Regions from separate parts of the Homo sapiens genome. Here region 1 is linked to region 2. A link is a contact called in ENCODE Hi-C or POLR2A ChIA-PET data. All regions are on one chromosome and are shown on one strand. Each heading gives the region's core, a stretch centred on a gene start or an enhancer-like site at or near the end of the contact. The rest is flanking DNA. Distances are from core to core; before and after follow the strand shown. Region 1 overlaps ALG9 (ALG9 alpha-1,2-mannosyltransferase). Region 2 overlaps SIK2 (salt inducible kinase 2).

Region 1 (6,710 bases), core at 2,369-4,868, 140 kb after region 2:
ATCTTGGCATGTACCCCTGTAAATGCTTCCTGTTCAATAATGAGATATTCAATAGCTACTCAATACCTACCATGAAAAAATATGCAGCAAAAACATTATTTTTGCAATATAGTTATAATGGTACAGTACAAACCACAGAACCTTTACACTTATTCACTCCTAATTCTTGATTAGCCCAGAGGTAAAGAAAATAGTGAAATAAAAAAAGTCATACAACTTTCCTCGTTTCCATGCACAATAGAAACGGGACAGGCTGGAGCACTTAGCATTGAAGCCAAAGGCTGGCTAAAACCTGCCACCCAGAGCTAAAGGTCCATGCCTAATTTTCATGATTCTGCCACCACAGATAAGCAAAAAAATCCTCGCATTCAAAGGGCTGGACACAGCTGCTACCCAGCAGACATAAATCACTTGTTTTTCCCTGCTTTTATCAGCCAGCATTTTGGTGACTCCTACTGGCATCCTGAAAAATCATCACCTTTCGGGTAAAGCTCATATAGAGTCATTTAATCAAATTTAACACTGTCTGACAGCAGAGAATATGGAAATATGATCTAACTAAGACAACCAGTGATAAAAGCCTAAGAAATGTGCAAAAGGCCACTGTAGATTTTCTAGCCAGCTTTCTCTCAACATCATTACCACAATGACGATGAATATTCATTATCCACTGAGAAAGCATGTAAAAGTGAACTACTGGGTACATGACACCGTCCTAGACACTATGGTGAACACAAAAGAAACAAAGTGCAGTCATTCTCTTCATGGCATTCACATATTTGATGTGGAAAGATATGATATCAGAAATATTTAACTAAGACCAAGAAAATTAAATGGCTAAATGAACTGCACAGATAAATACTGAAGACACTTAAAGGAAGGTCTGCTCAATATGGACTTAAATAGTTCACTTCAAAGAGGAAGATAATTTTGATAGTGTGAGAAGAGACACAAGGGTAGTTCAGGCATAGTCACCAATATAAGCGAAGTCACTGGGGTGGAAAACGCAATGATGAGTCTGGAGACACTGGAATAAAATTACAAGGATGGGAAACAATAAAAAGAAGGAAGGGGAGAGATTGGGTTTCTTTACCTGGAATCTGTCTAATATACCATTATCAGATTAAGAACACTTGTGCAAGCATAAGAACATTGCATTTTTGCTACAGAGAGATATAATATCAAATATCATAATTCCAAAGTAGGTGCCATTTTACAGACAGAAACTGAAATTAAACAGAGAAGCTAACTAATTTGCCCAAGGTTATCAAGTTTAGCAACAGAGCTGAGGTTTGAATGCAGGCCTACTCAACTCCAAAGTCCACGCTCTTTTTTTTACTACTCCATTTTTACTACCTCTTCCTAAAGCAAAGCTCCGATAACATCACTCTGAATTCATACTGTCCCCCTATGACAGTGTATTTTCCCACCCTTTGACTGTCCAGCTTCTCTAGAATGATGCCCTGCACTCAGGAGACTCATATCTGCAGATAAAATTAAAATGACCTGTAACAGTCTACCCTGCCCAAGGGTATTTCCATTGTAACAGGAATCAGAGCCTTAAATTAAAAGAATAAAGCTCTAATACAATCCATGTGGCAGAAACGCCTGTCTTACAAGGGAACAGCTCAAGGCTGTGTCTTTAAGTGTCCATTTTCATAGCTTATAGTTACAGCTCATACAATAAGAATCTCACTCATAAACCCTGAGGGTCTCCATGGAACTCTAACCAGCCCCAATCTGGGAGACAAAAGACCAGATGTGGCTGCAGGTTTGCTTCAGAAGAGAATTGGAAGTCTTGCTATTTTACATTTTAAGCATATGACATAAGAAAATGTAAATTAAATATAGCTGACATTTAAACTGTTACATATTTCTTTAACGGACAGGTTATCAGGTTATCAAAAAATGTGCTTTCTAATAATTCTAGACAACGATCTTACACTGTCTTTGTGACCCAAAAGGAGCATTATCTTTATTACTTCTTACCTTTTTCATTATCAAAGATTTCACAGGTATCAAATGTCAAAAGTGTCATCTTTCAAAGGAACTGAAGTAAAATTCGCATGGGATCTCAGAATGTGTAAAGACAAGTAGGGAGAAGATCATGGCCCTGACAGAGGCTGCTCCCTGGCATTCAGTATGGAAACAGTCTTTACTGTTCATTTGTTAAAACCGGAATATACTAATAGCTAGGTCAAAGGTCCACCTGATAACTTGAAAGTTCCTCATTAAGGATTTTAATAGGCCAAGGAATGATATGAGTTTCAGAATAATGGTTCAAACTTCTACCGTAAGAAAACTTTCAGCCTACCCAAAACCTTCAAAATTAAATTATACATTTTACATAGAAAATAAAGAGGTTAATTTGAAAATAAAAGTGATACTGTTTACTGTTTTTCAACAAAAGCTGTTATACCCCTCATCCTAAAAAATATCCGGTTTTTTTCTGAGACAGGGTCTCACTCTGTTGCCCAGGCTGGAGTGCAGTAGCGGAATCATGGCCTACTGCAGCCTTGAACTCCGAGGCTCAAGTGATCCTCCTGCCTCAGCCTTCTGAAAGGCTGGGATTACAGGCATAAGCCACCACACCTGGCTTATTTTTTAATTTTTTGTAGAAATGTGATCTTGCTATGTTGCCCAGGCTGGTCTCGAACTTCTGAATTCAAGCAATTATCCCGCCCGTCTCCCAAAGTGCTGGGATTACAGGTGTGAGCCACAGCACCCGGCCTTAAAAAAATTGCTTTCTAAGAAATTCTCATTTTATCAATGCTCTAATATACACACCAACAGACTTTTAGGCATAGAATTCTTTTCAGAGAAGCAAGAAGAGAATGTAGCCCTTACATATCTGGATGGCTCTTCTAGATTCTGGTCATTCATGTCAGTAGGAACAATCCGGGTGGCCAGAGGTCCTTCTGCAAAAGGTTTTGGTAACTGACCTCTGAACTCTGATGGAATGAACTGAAGCTGCCAACTGTCAGAAACACAAGGAGAATAAGAAAAACACAGGGGGATAATATTGCTAAATGTACTTGAAACAAACAAGCCAGGAAAATCATGTGAAAAACATTTCTCTTGAAGAAAAAATATTTCTGCTAAAACCTCAACCAGGGAGCACAGAGGCAGAGGTCACAAGTCAGTCCAAAATCATTGAGAAATTTATAATTAGATGTCTCTTGACCCATTTCACCAACTGTTAGCAGTGAAATTCACAACCAAATGGTCATATCATCAAAAAACCAGAGAAGTGCCAATGCTTATTGTCAATTACTATGTGGGCAGAGAGACTTATCAAATAAAGCAAATTATCAGGTGTAGAGAAAAAGAATGAAATGTAATATATGGCACTGAGAACACACTATGGGAGAAATACTTTGTTCCGGAGTAACCCTCAAACATATCTTTATCTATAAAACTATTTCAAACGTAAAAGGCAAAGGCTAAAGTCAACACTTAAAAAACAAGTTTTAATTTAATCATTAATGACTGACACAGGGTCTTTATGAAGCATAAGAAACTACTACCCAGTAAAGCCAAGCTACTGAAGCCATTTCTCAAATGGAGCAACATGACTCATCTTAACCAGATTTCCCTTTAACCTACACAGGACTCTTCTCTGGCCAAATGAAGCAAACTACAAAGAACTTTAGGGCCTATGCTCTCAGAACCACAGAAAGCATAAAGGAAACTGGTATAGACATTTTAACCACAGCCTTCCCCAGTGTCCACATAATGGTGGAGAACTTTCACTACTGTTGGGTCAAGAATGTCTTCTCTCTTCTAGCTGGAGTTTCTAGACCACTTTTAGAAGAGGATTAACATCAGATCATTATAGAAATGTAAATATGAATCCCCACGAAGAGCCACTGGCAAAAGCCTAGGACCCAGGGCATTTTCAGAAGTCCCCAGACACCTGCAGTTATGGGCAGTGCAGAATGTCTACCTAGACCCAGCCCTCAGCCTAATAAGCCTAATGAACACAGGAGGCAGGTACACAGTACACAGGCCCCACAGCTCTCCGACGTGGTAGATAATTCAATAACTCTCTGTGAAAACTCCAAAAGAAAACAAAAATTAGAAGACACTGATATAGAACTGCTCTATTTACTCCTTCATTTAAAACCCTAGGAATTAAAGGACAACTTACTTGTCAGGAAGAAGGAAGCTGCTGGGAAATCGATACCACTCTTTTCCCACACAGACATTCACAGGTCTGCCTTCTGGGACAGTGTGGATGGTTGGGTCTGTAGCAATTCGGTAAAATTCTGGATACAAATCAAGGGGCCCGTGATATCCTGGAAGGGAGAACAGTTAGTGAGAGCCAGAGATGAGTAAGATGAGATTCTCACTTTAATTATACTGCTCATTAATGTCGCACTGTAAGCCACAGGAAATTTAAAAGGCAGGAAGGGCCATAGCCATTCCAGCATGAAGCCTGCTCTGCAGGTATAAAATGTCTCTCTAGCTGGGAACACGGTTACAGCAGAGGCCCTATTCTGCAAAAAATAATTGGCTTTCTTGCCCCTCTCTATGCTCCTTCTTCTTTTTACCTTCATTTTCCTTGAGCATATTTTTAATATTATGGATCCAAACAATGATTATAAGAAAGAATATAATCATGAAATGTTAGCCCAAATTTGCATTTTAAGTTTAAGGCTTCCTTAATTTATCAGCATCCATTAAAAGAAAAAAACAACAAAAATAGACAAAAAATGTACAGTTAATCACACTAAAAGGAATTCTCAATCTTCTCTTCAATCCTAAGATACAGAAGTCATATGCCACTCATTAATATTAAGTCTACAGGTTCTCTTTTTAGAAATGGCTTCTTAGTATAAGCCAAATATGTATTATATAATCATGAATCAAGTAAAACCTAAGAGCAAGTGACTCGTCAGTGTAGGTTAAGATATTCTTAGAAGATCTACCTCTGAACAGTGCCACAGAGCGAGAAAATGACAAGAGCCCAAACAGGAAGACAGTTCCTAATGCCAGCCAATTCGATGTCACAGTATAGTGCTCCAGGCGATATCGTTGAAACACAAAGTGGTAACATTTCTGGAAGTACAGAAAACTGTGCTGATAAAAGAAAATATAATTTGTAGAATATACATAATTACAAGACATCACAGTAACATCAAGAGCGAAGCCAAAAAAGAGGTTCTATTAGGGATCTGAGCATTTGCCAACAGTGAGGTACCTACTCCAAACTCTAAGATAAAAGCCAACTCCTCTAAGACTACCTGTAGTCTTGGCCAGGCAGAGGGCTTGCCAACAATAAAATCTCACTAGCTTCATAGGAAAATTATTTGAATATTTTGCTAGCATTTATAGTCCTAATAAGTTATTTTTTTTAAATATTTAAGCAATGCTTTTTTGGTAGTTTTGATATATAAAGTATTCCAATTTGTTTTTGATATAATGAGTACTAATCTTTACTATCAAAGTTTTTATCAAAGCTATTAGTATCAAAAAAAGGTCTCATGACCAAATAAGAAAAAAGAATTCCCCTTATAGAACACTAGGAACATGCTCTTAATTATATGCTGAATGACTTTACAAACTAGATGAATATAATATAAACACACATGCATGAATTCTGCTGTCTTTGAGTACCTTCTACTCAGACTTCTTCCCTTCCTTCCTTCCCTTCTAGACAGAAACTACTTACAGAAAGCAATTTTCCAATATATAACAAATGGCATAAATCTGTTTGAACCTTTTTCATATTTTTTGGAATCTATCCTGAGGAATCAATCTAAATATCTAAATGAAGATATTTATCCTAGCATAATACTGAATAAATGAGCAACCTAAATTCTACCATGAATTATATCCAATAATTACATTATATAAAGTCAAGTCAATATATTACATATTACATAATAATGCTATATATTATATCCAACTCAGAACATTCTACAGCTACTAAAATGATAAGCACAGAGAATGTTACAATATTAAATTAAAAGGGATATAAAGTGGCTGGGTGCGGTGGCTCACGCCTGTAATCCCAGCACTTTGGGAGGCCGAGACGGGAGGATCACAAGGTCATGAGATCGAGACCATCCTGGCTAACACAGTGAAAACCCCGTCTCTACTAAAAATACAAAAATTAGCCGGGCGTGGTGGCGGGCGCCTGTAGTCCCAGCTACCCGGGGGACTGAGGCAGGAGAATGGTGTGAACCCGAGAGGCAGAGCTTGCAGTGAGCCGAGATTGCGCCACTGCACTCCATCCAGCCTGGGCGACAGAGCAAGATTCCGTCTCAAAAAAAAAAAAAGGGGGGGGGGGATATAAAGTTACATGTATACTTATTATTACAACTATAACAAACCTTGGTATATGATATACAAAAATGCTGGGAGGAGTTTTTGTTAGGTTAATGTGACTAATTTTTCTTTTACTACTTCCTAAATTATCTGCAATAAAGTTCAATTACTTTTATAATTAAAATTATTTTTTAAAACTATCACCTAATATTGATGAACCTTGAAAACATTATGTTAAGAAAAGCCAGTCACAAAAGACCACATATCATATGTTTCCATGTATAGGAAATGTTCAGAATAGGCAAATCTATAAGAACAGAAAGTAGATTAATGGTTACTTAGGGCTGGTGAGAGATGAGAAAGGGAATGGGGGAACAATAGCTAAAGGGTACAGGGTTTTTGATCTAAAACTGACTGTGGTGACAACTGCACACATC
Region 2 (5,886 bases), core at 1,150-3,649:
TTTTTATCTGTAAATTTTATAACTTCTTGATGGCCCTGATTTTCTTTAAGGATCATCTTCTTATCTCTGAGAACTCTTAAATCTTAATGGAATCTAACACATGGGAAAAATAGGGCTCTGTGGGAAGAAATTACAAGAACCCTTACAAAGTTATTCCCTCAAATTATACTTTTTTCTGGGTTTTTTTTTTGGCTTATGAAAATCTCTTTAATTGCAAAATAAGCTGAATAAATGAACTGCTTTAGCCATCTTGTATATTGAAATTGAAGAGAAGCACAAAATTAAAATATTTTTGTGTTTATAAAACAAAATGGAATAGAAGTATCAAACATGGTTCATTTTAATAAATAACAGAAACATGGCTTTGAGATCAGTTTCCAGGTTTTGTTTTCCCCGTGGGTAAAAACTTGAGACAGGCCGGGCGCAGTGGCTCACGCCTGTAATCCCAGCACTTTGAGGGGCCAAGGTGGGCGGATCACGAGGGCAGGATTTCGAGACCATCCTGGCCAACATGGTGAAACCCCGTCTCTACTAAAAATACAAAAATTAGCTGGGCATGGTGGTGCATGCCTGTAATCCCAGCTACTCAGGAGGCTGAGGCAGGAGAGAATCGCTTGAACCAGGGAGTCAGAGGTTGCAGTGAGCCGAGATTGTGCCACTGCCCTCCAGCCTGGTGACAGAGGAGACTCCGTCTCAAAAAAAAAAAAAAAACTTGAGACACTAATGAGCCATGGATTCACCCACACCAGTGTGTACTCATTGCCTCAACCATGAGACCTGCAACCTTTGTAAAAAGTGAGTGTGAGGACATTCACAGTAGGAGGCTGAATGCAAATACTGGCTTTCAGTAGTTTTAGTAATTGCAGTACTATTTCCACCTGTTTTGGCCCTGGCTGTTCAGGCATTAAGTTGAGAATAAAATAGATGAGGAATATTTAGTTTTATTCTCCAACTTTCCCAATCTAAAATGTTTATAATAAATACTTAAATAAGGATAAAAATCTATGAATTAATCACACGTCAAACAGGGCTTCATGTAGAGTACTGAGTTGAGTAGCAGTGCTGGTGCAAATTCTGTCTGTGCCACTTAGTAGCTATAACCTTGGGCCGATTATTTACACTTTCTAGGCCTGAGTTTCCATATCTATTAAATACAAATCTGTTTTTCAGGAACAGATTATAGGGATTGGTGATAATATTGGAGACAGGGAGTCGATGTAGGGTAATAGGTCAGAGTATGGGCTGTGTAGTCAGGATACCTGAGTTTGAATCCTATCTCTGCCACTTACTAGCTTTGTGACCTTGACCACGTTTCCTGACTTCTCTCTTCTCAGTTTCCTTATCTGTAAAGGGAGAGTGATAAAAGTTCATATCTCATAGTGATTATTACTTGAGTTGATATTTGTAGGGTACTTAGAACAGTGCCCGGCACACAGTGCTAGTTAACTGTTTGTTAAATAAATTGTTAGATAAAGCTCCTGGCACCATGTAAACACTCAATACAAGGTAGCTATTATTTGTATTCAATGTATAATTGATTCCCTGTGAAAACAAAGCCTTAAAATTTTAATAGCCATATAACCCTCTCGGCATGTTTTTTTAATTAACTAAGGCTTTAAAGCCTTATTAATACAAACCTTTTAGGACCAAGGAAAGTTTTTCACATATTCTCAATTGTCTCTGGTTGATGCAACTTAATTTTTTGCTGAGAGAGACCTTAAATGTAATTAGTATTGTATAATTAGCCTGATTAATCTGACCTGTACATCACGAGTCACTTGTCTTTAGCCCAAGAGGAATGCTTCCTTTCTGATTTGAGGCAGTGGCCCATCATTGCTTCTAGCAACCTTCCTACTTACTAGATGACCTTGAGTCAAGGTTTCTGTATATATGATTTCAGATTTGTCCCCTAGAACTGAAAAAGGGTAGGAGAGGCAAAGATAGGAAAAATATTTTTTAAAAATTTTTAAGTATTTTATTTTTATTGGGAAAATATTTATTGTAAGTCTTCCATTTGTTATCCTTCTGCCACTAGCATTACGTAAAAAGTAAAAAGAGCTTTACATCAAAAAGCACAATGAAACTTTGTATCCTTAAGTCCTACTTAGCATTCCACAGTAAGCTGGGAATATGGAAGATGGCTCAAAGGGTTTGGTTTGATTTGATTTTTTTTTCCCTCTTCATTTCTCTTCCCCTTCATTTAAGCTAAGGAAGATTATTTATTTGCTTCTTAGCTCATTGAACTCTCTGACTGGACAAATAGATGTCTTACATTGGTCAGCAGGATCACATTTCATCTCAACTGTGATGATTGTTCCCTTCCCTCCTGTCAGATGGGAGAGTGACTGATGTTTGGAAATGAACTGTGCAACTGACCTTTTCGTGCTGGTGGGCAACAAAGTATGCATTGACGTCAGTGTTGGCCGATCCACATTCAGTTTGTGCAATGGGTCAGCTTCATCTCTATCACTCTCCACCTCTCATTTGTCAGCTTTCATTTCCTCATAATTGTCTTCTTCACTCCTATTATAATTACAAAGGATGTGTAACTCTTCATCGAGGCTGGGTAGCTGAATTCTGCTGGTAATTTTAGAAACAAGGATAAATTTAACCCTAAAGCCATCTGCTGCTCTGTAGGAGGATTTTTTAAATTATAAATTAGACATTATAACACACTGCTGGAGATTAAAAATTGCCTCAGTGGTGTTGATTCCTAGAAATCATTTACTTTTCCTTAGCTTGAAGATTGGTTTTCAATGTTTTGTGTGCTTTTTTCCTGTTTTAAAAAAAAGGACTTAGTTTAACCTAACGATTTTCTTATTTAATCTCCTATTTAAATAAAAAACCTAAAAGTATTTAGCAAGTGTAATCTTTTGCAACAGTAAACATTGACAAACTGTTTAAATCTTATGTATATTTTTCACCGCCTCTGTTTTATTCTGTTTTCTGGCTAGTCAAAAAGTGGTCTGGAGACCAGCAGCATGAGCATCACATCAGAGCTTGTTACAAATGCAGAATCTGAGGCCCATCCCTAAATGTACTGAGTCAGAATCTGCACTTTAGCAGTTTCCCCAGGTGATTTATATACATGTTAGTATTTGATTTATTTCATTATTTCATTCCAACAAACAGAATTCTCCATTTTGTATTTGGTTCCCATTAGACAACAATCATCAGAGTTAGCTTATTTACTCTATGCAAGACCCTCTTATTCCTAAAACATTGTGCCTTTGCTAATGATGTTTGGGCACTGATAATTTATATAATTTAGTGATGACAGTGATAATGGTTTTTGTTAGGACCATATAGGTCAGTCAGTCAACTTTCAAAATACAGAGCAGAAAACAATAGCAGCTCTAGGGCTGTGTTCAGATATATCCTTGGTCTGCTGCGGCTGGTTAATTAAGTAAGAGACAGAGGACTCAGCTTTTGAGGCCTAGTTGATTTTCATGAGAGTCGATAACTGATCTGTAATTAAAGACTCTACCCCTAATCCTCTTCTATAAATATTTCAGGCCATATAGAACCCAGGTGAGAGAATATGAATACAAATTGGAGAAGACTAAGGAATCATGAGGCTAAATGCAATGTGGAATCCCTGAACTGAAAAGGAACATGTGACAAAACTCATGAAATGTTAAGTCTGTAGTTTAATTAATAGTAGTGAATCAGTGTTTTGATAATTGAAGCTTAGTTTTGATAATTATACTGTAGGTATGTAAAATGTTAACATTAGAGGAAGCTGGGTGAAGGGTATGGGGAATTCTGAATTTACTGTTGCAACTCTTCTATAAATCTAAAAGTATTTCAAAATTAAAAGTTTAAAAAAGTCAAAATGAAGCCACGTGGCATGGCATAAATGTTTTGTTTATAATAGCAAGCAGAATGTCTGAGGAACATAGCCATAGTTTTAGGTATTAACCTGCATATCACAATTAGAGAAGACATTAAACTAGAAAGATGTTTGCTTTCTAGCAGGGCTAGGCTGGATCTGAGTCTGGTAGAGAGAGAGACGAATGCCCAAGTGATTGTTTTCATAATGTTTTCCAAAAGTCAGATGATGATGTGGAGTCTTATTATTTTGTGTTGTTGCAAGACTTCTGTGTTTGTACAGTGGTTGACATGTGTATGGAATGCTGATGTTTAATGAAGGAATGAATGAATGTGGTTAGTATGATGAAGCATGAGTATAGTCCATTTCATTTGAATAAATGGCAGTAAGAAATAAATCCTGCATTTTCACATTTCATTCCCCCCCTACTCACCTCCCACTTCACTATATGCATTTAGGCAGAAAGCTGCAGACTGGGTGAAGCAAGTTATCCAGATTCCTGTGAAGAAATTAAAAGGCTCTTATTTTTAAGTGTCTTTTGCTGCCACTTTTTAACCCTGACAATTATTAACTTCTTCAAAAATAACTATTTTTGACATGCCAGTGAGAGACATAAAGGTGGTGGTTAACAATGAAGGCTCGAAGTAGTTAAACTTGGTTTCTATTCCACTGCTGCAACTTAGTAGCTAGCTGTATAACCTCTGGCAAAATACTTAACTTTATACCCTCACTTTCTCCTAAAATAAGGATACTTCATAGAACTAAGAAGAAATTATCTTCAGAGAGTTTAAATCAGCTCCTGTCACATAGTAAAGCACTTTTAAGAGGTGGGAACAACATATTCATCTAGCAGATCTTTATCGAGCAGCTGTTGTCTGCAGATGATATGCTGAGAGCTGGGAGTACAGAATGTTGTCCCCCATTCCCTGCTCCCGAGGAACTTAGTCTGATGGGATAGACAGATAAGTAAAATAATAAATAATAATAGCAATGATAGCTTCTGTTTATTGACTACCTACTATGTTTCAATCGCAATATAATATCTATTTCTATTAATTCAACTACTTCATGAAATGTAAGTGTTGTCCCTATTTTTCAAATGAGGAAACCAAGGCTCTAAGAAGTTAAGTAATTTGTCCAAGATTGCATAGCTAATAGAAAACCCAGGATTTGATCCCCAATCTGCCTAACACCAAAGTCTTCCTTAACCCATTCTTCAGATGATTACAAATACAGTGTTTGGCAGAGGGCAGTGGCTCACACCTGTAATCCCAGCACTTTGGGTGCTGAGGCAGGAGGGTCACTTGAGCCGAGGAGTTTAAGACCAGCCTACACAACATAGTGAGACCTTGTCTCTACCCAAAAAAAGGAAAAGAAAAAAGGAAAAAAAAATTAGCCAGGCATGGTGGCGTGAGTCTATGGTCCCAGCTGCTTGGAAGGCTGAGGCAAAAAGATCACTTGAGCCTGGGAGATGAAGGCTACAATGAGCTGTGATTCACACCACTGCCCTCCAGCCTGGGCAACAGAGCAAGACCAGTCTCAAAAGAATATATAAATATAACATTTGAAGTGCTTTGACAAGGTTATAGAAGACCTCAGCACATGTAATATTGTAACAGCTTAGTGAGCCTGTCTTTCAGTGTTTCTTTTAATATCCCTATAGACCCAAGTTTCTATATTCATATTACCTACAGAAAATAGAAATAACTGCTTAGTACCACTCCTCCTGTAAGCAAACAGGAAGCTTTCTTTGTGCTAGATTTGTAAAGCAGAGGTTGAAACTGGGCTACCACGGGTCCAGAGAAGTGTTCCCAGCTCTTGTTCTCTTGCCTGTGAAGTGTACTATGAGAGCCTAAGGCAATAAAGAGGCCAGGCCACCTTCTTGACAGGCCTCTGTCCCATTCACTCCTTTGAGTTTATTTCACCAGCTGTGGGGAAGTTCAGAATGAAGTGGCTCTATAAGGGCTCCTGGAGACATTAAAACTTACCAATGGGCCAGGTGGTGGCTCACACCTGTAATCCCAGCACTTTGGGAGGCCACAGCGGGTGGATTG

Evidence for each region. Hi-C counts contacts between places; a loop is a spot of excess contacts on that map. ChIA-PET counts read pairs that join two places held with the same protein, here RNA polymerase II (POLR2A). Pooled maps may share reads with other maps.
Region 1: a pooled map shows a loop between it and region 2 (3-fold over the local background). The contact joins two enhancer-like sites. A Hi-C loop is called at or near these places in 7 of 37 single-sample maps with no recorded cell type and 10 of 50 pooled maps. POLR2A ChIA-PET finds 5 or more read pairs at or near these places in 1 of 52 experiments (H1).

Annotation. Positions count from the first base shown.
Region 1 is chr11:111,833,318-111,840,027 of GRCh38, forward strand. ALG9 (ALG9 alpha-1,2-mannosyltransferase) reads right to left here. Exons shown (of 15, transcript NM_024740.2): 11 at 4,932-5,082; 12 at 4,151-4,298; 13 at 2,848-2,977. Among named protein-coding and RNA genes, the nearest start is that of ALG9, 35 kb to the right of the region's middle. RefSeq lists an enhancer at 5,685-6,186. Within about 2 kb of position 3,619, at least 2 of the 41 ENCODE cell types and tissues checked have a DNase peak (open chromatin) inside an H3K27ac peak, as active enhancers do.
Region 2 is chr11:111,692,637-111,698,522 of GRCh38, forward strand. All of the region lies in intron 4 of SIK2 (salt inducible kinase 2), which reads left to right. It also overlaps a transcript of PPP2R1B not described here. Among named protein-coding and RNA genes, the nearest start is that of PPP2R1B, 71 kb to the right of the region's middle. RefSeq lists an enhancer at 1-499. Within about 2 kb of position 2,400, at least 3 of the 41 ENCODE cell types and tissues checked have a DNase peak (open chromatin) inside an H3K27ac peak, as active enhancers do.